Linked DNA regions of Homo sapiens: region 2 is linked to region 1. A link is a contact called in ENCODE Hi-C or POLR2A ChIA-PET data. All regions are on one chromosome and are shown on one strand. The core of a region is the stretch at or near the end of the contact, and the rest is flanking DNA. Distances in the headings are between cores, read along the strand shown. Region 1 holds the start of TMEM92-AS1 (TMEM92 antisense RNA 1). Region 2 has its middle 6.7 kb from the start of TILAM.

Evidence for each region. A loop is a pair of places that touch in the nucleus more often than their neighbours do. ChIA-PET counts read pairs that join two places held with the same protein, here RNA polymerase II (POLR2A). Pooled maps may share reads with other maps.
Region 2: a pooled map shows a loop between it and region 1 (5-fold over the local background). The contact joins the enhancer-like site here to the promoter of TMEM92-AS1 in region 1. A Hi-C loop is called at or near these places in 10 of 168 maps with a recorded cell type or tissue (B cell, GM11168, GM13977 and 7 more) and 8 of 50 pooled maps. POLR2A ChIA-PET finds 5 or more read pairs at or near these places in 16 of 52 experiments (AG04449, AG04450, BJ and 11 more).

Annotation. Positions count from the first base shown.
Region 1 is chr17:50,284,478-50,290,286 of GRCh38, forward strand. It overlaps TMEM92-AS1 (TMEM92 antisense RNA 1), which reads right to left and starts at 3,378. Exons shown (of 4, transcript NR_125805.1): 1 at 3,263-3,378.
Region 2 is chr17:50,218,518-50,224,352 of GRCh38, forward strand. No RefSeq gene overlaps it. Among named protein-coding and RNA genes, the nearest start is that of TILAM, 6.7 kb to the left of the region's middle. RefSeq lists enhancers at 211-505, 507-556 and a silencer at 211-505. Within about 2 kb of position 4,159, at least 17 of the 41 ENCODE cell types and tissues checked have a DNase peak (open chromatin) inside an H3K27ac peak, as active enhancers do; they include ascending aorta and gastrocnemius medialis, where a contact is called at or near this core.

The DNA.
Region 1 (5,809 bases), core at 2,128-4,627:
TCACGGTTACAGCCCTCGACCAAGCCACCTTCATCCCTAGCCCAGCCTATCCTAATGAACTACCTGATTTCTGCCTCCAGGCTTGTCTCCATCTCACCCCCTGCAGTTTATCCCACACACTGCACTTAGGGAGATCTTTCTAAAGCGCAAACAAGACTTGTTATTCCCGTGCTTAAAATCCTCCAATGAGGCAGAGGTTGCAGTGAGCTGAGATCGTGCCACTGCACTCCAGCCTGGGTGACACAGCGAGACTCCGTCTCAAAAAAAAAATCCTCCAATGGGCTGGGCGCCATGTCTCACTCCTGTAATACCAGCACTTTGGGAGGCCAAGGTGGGAGGGAAGATCGATTGAGCCCAGGAGTTCGAGACCAGCCTGGGCAACATAGAGAGACCTCTGTCTCTACAAAAAAATACAAAAAGTATGTTTGTATTTTTTGGCTTCACTCATGGTGGTGTGAGTCTGTGGTCCCAGCTATCCGATGGCAGGGCGGGGTAGTGCGGAGGTGGGGCAGGGGGAGACTGAGGTGGGACGATTGCTTAAGAGATCAAGAGGTTGAAGCTGCAGTGAGCTGTGATCGCACCACTGTACTCCAGCCTGGGTGACAGAGCGAGACCCTATTCAAAAAAAAATTTTTTTTAAAGTTGCCCATTGGAATAAACTTCAAACCCCTGACCGTAGCTGGCAGGACTTAGGCAGTGTGTGGCCCCTCCCTTGCCCTCAAGCGTCTTCTCCTACTTCTCCTCCCTTCTCACTGCGTGGCAGCCACAGTTGCCTTCTCTCTGGGACTTGACTATCCCAAATCTTGGCCTGGCCCAGGGCCTTTGGTGGCTTTTCTGCTTGGAACTTCCCTCCCTCCCAATGCCCTCCTCCCAGTCTTCACAGGGCTGCTGTATTTTCACCATTCAGGTTCCCAGAGGGGTCAGCATATGCAAAGGCCTGAGGAGGGAAGGAGCTTGGGGGCTGGAGAAACTTAAACGAGACCCTTCCTTCCTTCAAAACCCCCTAAGATTCTGCAGGGTTCGGTGGCATGTACCTGTAGTCCCAGCTGCTCCGCAGGATGAAGCGGGAGGATCAAGTGAGCCCAGGAGTTCAAGGTTGCAGTACACCATGACTGCACTTGTGAACAGCCACTGCTCTTTTAAAAAATAAAAACCCCTTGTCGGGGCACGGTGGCTCAGGCCTGTAATCCCAGCACTTTGGGAGGTCTAGGCGGGAGGGTAGCTTGAGCCCAGAAGTTCGAGACTAGCCTGGGCAACAAAGTGAAACCCCATCTCTACAAAAAATAAATAAAAATGAAATACCCCAAGAGTCTGAAAAGAGGGTTATGTGTTTCCTCAGGCTGCTGTAGCAAAGAACCACAGAGTGGGTGGCTTAAAAGAGCAGAAATTTATTATCTCTCAGTTCTGGAGGCCAGAAGTCTGAAATCCAAGCATGGCTAAGGTTGCCCTTGCCTATCTTCTGGCGGCTGTGGCCCTTAGCTTATGGCTGCCCTCCAGACTCTGCCTCTACAGCACAGAGCATTCCCTCCCTCCCTCCCTTCCTTCCTTCATTCCTTACTTCCTTCCTTCCTTCCCCTCCCTCCCTTCCCTTTCTTCCTCTCTCCCTTTCTCTCTCTCTTTTCTTTTTTCTTCCTTTCTTTCTTTTTTTCTTTCTTTGTCTTTCTTTCTCTTTGTTTCTTTTTCTTTCCTTCCTTCCTTCTTTCTTTTTTCAGAGACAGGGTCTCGCTCTGTCACCCAGGCTGGAGTACAGTGGGGTGATTATAGCTCACTGCAGCCTGGAACTCCTGGGCTTGAGCAATCCTCCTGCCTCAGCCTCCCGAAGCACTGGGATTACAGGTGCAAGCCATCATGCCTAGCCTATCATTTTCTTCTGTGTCTATGCGTGTCCCCCTTTTCTGTCTCTGATAAGAACACTCTTCGTTGGATTTGGACTTCACCCTAAACTAGAATGATCTCATCTCAAGATCCTTATCTTAATTACACTTGAAAAGACCCTTATTTCAAATAAGGTCACACTCGTAGGTTTTGGCTGAAGATACATAATTTAACCCACGAGGGAGGATATATTTCTAGGCATTTAATCTGGGTGGGATCCCTGAGGCAGGAGGACCTCAGAGGTCACCTGAAAAAGCATATCTCTAAGCATATTCCCTGAAAAACTAGTTCCAAGTGATTTTTTTTCTAGAGGATTTTTTTAAGGGTGGGGGGAGCATTCTGTGTTCAGATAAATTTGGAAAATGCTGCGTATACCTCCCACACTAGAAGATTCACAGTTCACCTTAGTGTATTAAAGGGCTGAGAATTCACGGTAAAGAAGCATTATGTATTTATGGAAAGCATCATTTCCCTAGTTTATTTCACCATAAAACCCCATTTTCTTTCTCATAATCTCCGTAGCATTTTCAGATCATATCAGCCTGTGGAAATTCAAGAGGAATGTTGATGTGAGCCAACCTTGTCTTACTTTAGCTGAGAAGATCAACATCCAGAAAAGGACAAATGACTTATCCAAGGTCACACTGCTGAGAGGGTCGGAAGTTGATTTAAAACTCAGCCTCCTCAAAATGATAGCGATGGAGACACATTAGTTGTTGATGGGGAGAGAGTGGGTATGGCTACACAGAGGTCTCACCAGAGAGATCTGTTTGGTGGGGGAGCAGTTCTGCATTTTACTTGAAGAGGTAGTAGTTACACAAATTTGCATGTGATAAAACAACACAGAATTAGGCACACACATTATACCCACGTCAGTTTCCTGGCTTTGATACTTTACATAAGATGTAACCCTTGGAGGGCCTGGCACGGTGGCTTACCCCTGTAATCCCAGCACTTTCGGAGGCTGAGGTGGGCAGATCACCTGAGGTCAGGAGTTTGAGACCAGCCTGGCCAACATAGTGAGACCCCGTCTCTACTAAACATACAAAAATTAGCCAGGAGTGGTGGCACGCACCTGTGCCAGCTACTCCAGAGGGTGAAGCAAGAGAATTGCTGAAACCCAGGAGGCGGAGTTTGCAGTGAGCTGAGATCACACCACTGCATTCTAGCCTCGGGGACAAGAATGAAACTCCATCTCAAAAAAAAAAAAAAAAAAAAGAGATGTAACCCTGTAACCCTTGGAGGTCAGGTGCCTCCTGCCTGTAATCCCAGTGCTTTCGGAGGCTGAAGCAGGAGGGTTGCTTGAGCCCAGGAGTTCAAGACAAGTCTGCGCAATATAGTGAAACCCCGTCTCTATAAAAAATTAGCCAGGCATGGTGGCACATACCTGTAGTCCCAGCTCAGGGGCTGGGACTATGGGACTACTTGGGAGGCTGAGGTGGGAGGATCGCTGAAGCTCAGGAGTTTGAGGTTGCAGTGAACTATGGTCATGCCACTGCACAGCAGCCTGGGCAACAGAGCAAGGACCTGTCTGGAAAAAAAAATTGAGAGAAATTTGGCAAAGAAAATTGGGACCACTTTGTACTATCTTTGCAACTTCCTGTGAATCTATAATAATTTCAAAATAAAAAGTATGAAAAACTGGTTTCCTGTCTCCAGGTTCCAGAGCTTTTAACACTGTCAAAGGTCATTAGATCAAATTTAGGTTTATGCTCTGCTATTCATATGCTTCTAGTACCCAATAAAAAGCACTGTTTATGGGCTGGGTGCAGTGGCTCATGCCTGTAATCCCAGCGCTTTGGGAGGTTGAGGCAGGCAGATTACCTAAGGCCAGGATTTTGAGACCGGCCTGGCCAACATGGTGAAACCCCATCTGTACTAAAAATAGAAAAATTAGCTAGGCATGGTGGCACACACCTGTAGCCCCAGCTACTTGGGAGGCTGAGGCAGAAGGATCACTTGAGCCTGGGAGGTCGAGACTGCAGTGAGCTGCGATCACTTTGGAGGCTCAAGAAGACAATTTTGTGTTTTGACACAGCAATAGCAGAACTTTCATCAACAATTAGATTCAGAACAGGTTATACTGCACACATTTTTGCCACATGCCCAGCCATCTGGCTTCTCTTGGAATTGTCTCCATCTGCCCCCACCCCCACCCTCATTCACATAATGACTGTGGAACTGGGGGCAGCCATTTGATCCTACTTCTCTGGCTACGGTTGACTGGTTCAGGGGTGGGCACTGATCCAATCTGGGCCAATCAGAGCCCTTCCCTGAGAATTTTCTATTTGGAGCTCAGGGAATCTGTCCGATCCTAGATTGCTCAGGTAGTAAAAGTGTGAGATGGAGATGGGGCCACTGGTGGCCATGTTAGCCCCTTATGTGAAAAAACCTGGTTGAGTGAGAAGGAATGAAGCCAACATTCAAAGGAAAGTAAAGACAGGAGACAGAGAGAAAGTCCTGTTAACCTTGCGATGCCTGTTTCTGTTTGTTTCTGAAATCCAGCTGCCTTACTATGGCCTAGCTACTCCTCCCTTCCTTGGCAACCAAAAAGCTAACACATCTCTCATTTGGGCTGGGGGGTGTTGTTTTGTTTTGTTTTGTCTTAGTTTTCATTGTTTCAGACAAGGTCTTTCTCTGTCACCCAGGCTGGAGTGCAGTGGTGTGAACACAGCTCACTGCAGCCTCGACCTCCCAGGCTCAAGTGAACCTCCTGCCTCAGCCTCAGCCTCCCCAGTAGCTGGGATGACAGACACATGCCATCAAGCCTGGCTAATTTTTAAAATTTTTTGTAGAGATGAGGTCTCACTACGTTGCTGACTGGCCTAGAACTCCTGGGCTCAAGCAATCCTCCTTCCTCACCTTCCCAAAGTGCTGGGATTACAGGTGTGAGCCACAGCACCCAGTGACATCTCTTATTTTGCTCAAGCTAGTTTGAGTTGGTTTATCATCACTTGCAATCCAAAGAGCCTAAAGTAGCCTATAGACCAACTCCCTCATTTTACAGATGAAGAAATGGATCCTGAGAAAGTCCATGACATCCCTAAGGCTGAGGTCAGTGAGTAGCTAGGCTAGAATTAAATTGCAAACATCTTGATGGGAACACTCATTTGTTTTTGCACAGCCGCTCCTCCTGCCACGCCATGTGACATTTCCAAAGCCTGCCAAGATTTCCAAAGTCCTCAGTTGGAGGGAAATGCACCTAAACCTCCTCTTATCCACAAAACAAAGGGGAAAGGATAAAAATAGAAGACCCCTGAAATATAACTGGAGATCTGGGACCTGGGGGATTGGCGCAGGAAGCTGAGAATGGAGAGAACAAAGTCAGAGTTGTTAGAGGTGAAAACTGAAAGGACCCTACACTCTATTTGTGGCTGAGCTCTCACACAAGGAAGACAGGATCAAAGGAGGTCTTCATCTCTTTGCAAAACTCTCATGCAGGATTCAGATTAAACTGAGCCAACAAATATCCTCCTAACCGAGGCTAAAAAGAGATCAGAGACCCACTCCAGTGTTGGCCACCTGTGAATCCCCAAAACTCCCAGCCTTCCGAGGTCACCCTTACCTTTAATATAAAGTTGGGTAGCTCAAGGGAGGATCCAGATGCTTTTCCTGCGTGGTTGCACAGCTCCTTGCCAGTCCCCTTGGCTCCTACAGCTGACATTCTCCTCCTATCCCCCCACCCCAGCCTAGACACAGCATTCTTCCTGCTCCACCCACCCCTGACAAGCACTGCTAATCAAGCTGCTGTGTGGATCTGACTTTTCCTGAAGTTTCAGGCTAACAGAGAGGGGCGTGATGGGCCCTGGCAGGTTTTCAGGAGTTTTAGTTCCTCCTGGGCCACGTAATATATGAGGCTAACAGAGTGAGCCTGAATCAGACTGGTCCTTGCTAAACAGATGACTCAACATCCTGGAAATGTGTAGCAAGATGG
Region 2 (5,835 bases), core at 2,909-5,408, 65 kb before region 1:
GAGAATGAAAAACCAACTTTTGGCAAATTTCCTTTATCAAATGACAGTGTTGGATATCACGTGGTGTCAATTGCAAATATTATGAGAAAATAGTTTGATTTTAATAAATCCGGCTATCTTATACTCCTCATTGAAAAATGTAAGTTTTTGCCCAGTGATAGTTTGTGTAATACCAAAATTTTAAAAAAGATAATGACATTTTATTCCTCTAAGGTGAGGTTTGAACTGTCAGTTATTACATATATTGTCATCTGAGCAAGCTGTTTAAGATCTTAGAACTGATCTTCAGTGGCCTAGTCAATGACTTAAGGAAATGGTTTCATTTCATCTTTTTCAAACATTCTTGTGGCCCCATGTGAAGCTGGCTAAAAATCAATGATGTGCTGCTGGGTCTGGTGACTCATGCCTGAAATTCCAGCATTTGGGAGGCCAAAGCGGGTAAATTGTTTGAGTCCAGGAGTTCAAGACCAGTCAGGGCAACATGGCAAAACCTTGTCTCACAAAAAGTACAAACAAAATCATCCAGACATGGTGGTGCATGCCTGTGGTTCCAGCTACTGGGGTGGGGTGGTGAGGAGCTGAGGTGGGAGGATCACTTGAGCCTGGGAGGCAGAGGCTGCAGTGAGCTGAGATCATGCCACTGCTCTCCAGTCTGGGCAACAGAGTGAGACTCTTTCTCAAACAAAACAAAACAAAACCAAAACCCCCCCCATTTCTCCACTCAAGGCCACTTCTGAGATCCTGAGTGACTTGCTCAAATGGCAATATATTCAATATCTGTATTGTCCAGACATCACCAATTACAATATTTACTGTTGAGGAGCAAGTTAGCAGAATTTCTTAAAACCAAACAGCAGTATGACTGCTCCATTTTTATTTTGATTCTTTTTCAGCACTTGGTGATTTTGTTTCTGAGCAGGAGAAAGGAATCGGTGACATATTATTAAGACTATTTAAAAACCACATCCAAACATTACTCAGAACTTAAAGAATTCTTTCCGGAGTCAAATTCAACCAAAGAAAGGATTATGACTCTGCTTGCTCCCCCCCACCGCCGCCCCCCTCTCCCTGGGTGAAATACTTAGTCTTCTGGCTTTTGAAAGCTTTGTACCTGTTGACCTAATGTCCGAGAGAGGGGAGAGCAGTCTTTAGGAAGAAAGAGGTCTGTGATTTCTGAATTCTTGTTTGGTCTGAATCCAGAACCATCTGTCAGAGCCACCAAACATTTGCTGCCATTTCTAATGACCTATAATTGTGGTTTAGGATTTTTCTAATTTGGTACGAATAAGGAATAAGAAAAGAAACTGACAGGATATGAAAACTCCTTATGGCTCCTACTGTCACACAGGGCGCAGACGTACTGGCGGAAATTTTCAGAAGGTATCATCACCCTCCCTGATATGTAACAATTATCCTTCATGTTACTTTTACACAGTTGCATTTCAAAAATGATTTTAGAAATACACTGTTGTTTTAAAACTTGTTTAAAGTGGGTGGTTGATGTATGAGCTCAATGCCCAGTAAGGGCTGCTGATGTTGAGTGTGAGAACACTCCCGTTGCTGCCGAGGCTGCATTCCATGGCAGATAAAGAAATCCCATAGGGAATCCAGGGAGGCCCCTAGGATCCTGTGAGCCCTGCTTGTCCAGCGCAGCCCTGCTGTGTTAGCTGAGCTGACCCTTGTCACAGCCTTCTGGTGGGTCACTAGCTCTTGCTCAAACAAAAGCAATGCTCTGCTCCATGTCCAACAGCTCTGTCCCAGCTGTTCTGCTCAAAGTCCAGTGAGGAAAATGCTAGTATCCCCATTTTATAGACGAGAACCCAGAAGCTCAGAGAGCTTCTCCCCAAAGCCACCCAGCTTGGAGGGGAGAGGCTAGGAGAGGACCCAGAAACTTTTTATGCTCCTTGCCCCAAAGACTCTTTCCCCCAGACTTGGATGTCTGCAAAAAGACCTAAAGGACAGTGTCCAGAATGCTCGGGTTTACTTAGGACTCAGGTCCAGACGCCTGCTTACATTGTCTCAATCTTTACAACGGTCTTCACAATGAGATACATGGGTCATTAGCTCTGCTTTACAGATGAGGAAACCGAGGTTCAGAGAGGTTAAGTCACTTGCCCTTGGTCGCATTGCAAATGAATGGCGACTTCTGCTTCAAACTGAGGTCTGGCAGCTAAGTGTGGGCTTTTAACTCTCCGCTGCAAAATGGCCATCAAATGGGGTTCTCCCTTAATATCTCTCCACCTGTGGATTCTCCCCGAGCGCCGTCTCCTTCCTCCTGCCTTGCAGTCTCTGCAAACTCCTGCCACAGCCTCCCAGCTCCTCTCCCTGCCCCTCCCTCCTAGGGCCCAAGTCTTTCTCCGAAAGGCAGCAGCCAGAGTGGTCTTGCCACCAGGTGCCTCATCCTTCCTCCCCGCTCTGCCTCCTGCGCCGTGGTCCCCTCCCACTGGGGAGGACCCGAGCTCCCCAGTCACCCCCAGGCCCTGCCGCTCAGGACTAGCTAACGTGCTCTCACTGCCTTCCGGCCTTCCAGCCACCTCCGTCCCCCAGCGCTCCCCTCCTGAGCCCCGAGGCCCCGGGCATCCTGCCCAGCGCAGACCCTGCCCTGCTCTGCTTGGAACAGGCCCCTCTCCACCTACCATCCCACCCCCCGCTCTCCCCTAGGCGTTTCTGGCTACACTTCTCTTCAAAAACTCCCTTGGGTCCCTGGCCGTCCCGCTCTGCTGCAGGGTCTCTCCCAGCGCCCCGCTCTGCCTGGCTGCCCACTCCCATCCCACCCTCCTGAGGATCCTCTCTGGGAGGACTGGGGTACAACTGTCAGGTTCATCCTGGCTCCTAGCACAGTGCCTGGCGCACAGAAGGAGCAGTGCAGTCGCGCTATGAGAGCTTGGCCTGCGGGCTCAGACTTCCAGTTCAAATCCCAGCCGCTCCTTCTCCCAGCGGTGTGACTGTGGACAAGTTACTTCCCTTTTCCGTGCCTGAGTTTCCTCATCTCTAAAATGGGGATCATAGATCTTGTTCATAAGATTGTGAGAACCTAAAGTAGGTAGAACAGTGCCTGGTGGAAGTAAGCATGTAGCATGTATTAGATCAATTATCATTCCTCAAGTAAAGTTGTTAGTTTACTTTCCTTTTCAGCCCACTTCCCTCTCCTGAGGGCCTCATGAGCCTCTGAAAGTCTGGCTCCACCCCTCCCCGCTCACTCGAGGGAGGTTTCAAAACCCAAGGGGTGGATTCTGTCTTCCACCACATCCCCCATACCAGAGAAGCTGTGCCATCTCCTAGCTCTAGCTCAGAAATTCTAAAACTCAAGAGAGTTCTGGAAAGAGCTGTGGACTTGGAGAGAAAAGCCCTATCTCCTGGTCCTGGTTCTGCCCGCCACATAGCTGTGTGACTTTGGACAGGTTGCTTTACGTCTCTGAGCCTTAATTTTTACTCTTGTGAAATGGGAATAATCCCAGCCTCACCTCCCCCATAGGGTTGTCCCAGTGCTTGATTGCATAATCTGGAGACAGGGTATTTTGTCAACCAAGGCAGGGTGAAGAAATGCAGGGCCTAGTAACCACAGGGTTGGAAGGGAAGACCAGGGCCAAGCCTGCAGGTGTCTCTGGTCAGGGATGTGCCAAGGGTGTGGCCACTGGGCTCCGGGCTGGGTAGCAAACTGTTAGGTGGCGCCGATTGGGAATAAGCCTGGGCCCAAGCTTTGTCCAAAGTCACTCAAAGACTTCTGCTTGGTCACTGTCTCCCTGCCACCCGCTCTTGCCACTTCTTCAAAAGCACCTTCAAGTGCTTCTCAGGCCCGCAGAACGCCCACTGGATCCTGATGCCCAGAGGCCCTGCCAAGTCTGACTGCCAGCCACAGCTCTCCCCACCCCTTTCCCACTCTCAACTCCAGCCCAGCTGAATTAGGAATTTCCTAATATTAGTCATGATTTTTTCAGTTGCAAGTGCCAACAGCCTAATTCAAAGTGGCTTAAACAGAAAATTAAAGCTATTTGGCTTATTTAACCAAAAAGGTAGGTACAATTGGATCTATCGGCTAAAATAAGATCAAGAAGACTCAGTTTCTCTACCTCTTCTTTTGCTTTTCTCTGAAATAGCTTTTCTTCTTGGACAGCTTGGCTCTGTGCGGTGGTCTCACCCAGCTGCCTCAGGCTTATTTTCTAAAAGCTAAGCAACCCCAGGAGAAAAACAGAAACTCTTTCACAATAGTTTCAAGAGGGAAAAAAAAAAATCCCAAGATTTGCCAGGCACGGTGGCTCATGCCTGTAATCCCAGCACTTTGGGAGGCTAAGGTGGGCAGATCACCTTACGTCAGGAGTTCGAAATCAGCCTGGCCAACATGGCGAAACCCTGTCTCTACTAAATATATAAAAATTAGCCGGGGGTGGTGGCAGGTGCCTGTAATCCCAGCTACTCGGGAGGCTAAGGCAGGAGAATTGCTTGAACCCAGGACATGGATGTTGCAGTGAGCCGAGACTGCACCACTGCATTCCAGCCTGGGTGACAGAGAGTCTGTCAAAAAAAAAAAAAAAAAAAATCTCAAGATTTGCCCGTATTGGATGGACTTAAGTCATGTGCCCGTCTCTAAACCAGTGACCATGGCTGGCGGATGAAATATGCTGGTTGACTTGGGCATGTGCCTACACCAGCAAGGCATTGACCAAGAGTGGGGGAAGGGCAGTTCCCCAAAATAAAATCTGGATGCTGTTTCTGGAAGAAGGAGAAACAAATGCTAAGGCAGGTAGAAACACTCAATGTCCAAAACATTCCCCCTTGGCTGCTAGCATATATACACACACGTACTTTTCCCATACACATAATTTTTATAAGCTTTTTGTTACCATTTTTTTCTTTTTATTTGGAAATAATTTCAAGTTTATAGAAAGGTTCCAAGAATAGTGCGAAGCAGTTTTGTTTCCTGAAGCATTTGATGGTAAATTGCCGACACGATATTCCATCACCCATGAATATTCTTATGTGTAAATCCTACAATAATGTTCACCTAAACAACCACAATGCAACCATAAAAATATAAACACTTTACTACAATTTATTTATGTTGTGCCATTTGTCCCAAATATCCTTTGTCACAAAAAGACCCAATCCAGTATCATACAGTGCATTTATCTTCAGTCTTTCCTTGCTGTTCATGACCTTGTAAATTTTGAGGATCACAGGTCATGATTTTGTAGAGTGTCTCTTGGTTTGGGTTTGTCTGATGTTTCCTAATGATTAGATTCAAGTTATGAACTTGAGGTAGGAATATCACAGAAGTGATGCCATGTTCTTCTCACTGCATCTTATCGGGTGGTGCATGATTTCAATTTGCCCCATTACTGATGATGTTAACTTCGATTGCTTGATTAAGGTGGCATCTACAAGGTCTATCCACTGTAAAGTTACTCTTTTCCCATTGTTTTCTGTGGGGAGGATCTCAAACTATATCAAGTCCCATTCCTTATCCAATCTGTACCCATTAGTTTAATTTAATTTTTTTTTTAAGACAGAGTCTCACTCTGTTGCCCAGGCTGAAGTGCAGTGGCATGATCTTGGCTCACTACAATCTCCACCTCCGGGGTCCAAGCGGTTCTCCTGCCTCAGCCTCCCAAGTAAAGTAGCTGAGATTACAGGCACATGCCACCACGCCCAGCTAATTTTTGTATTTTTAGTAGAGATGAGGTTTCACCATGTTGGCCAGGCTGGTCTCAAACTCCTGACTTCAAGTGATCTGCCCACCTTGGCCTCCTAAAGTGCTGGGATTACAGGCATGAGCCACCACACCCAGCCTGCACCCATTAATCTTAGAATCCATTGAGGGCTTTTGCCTGAAATATT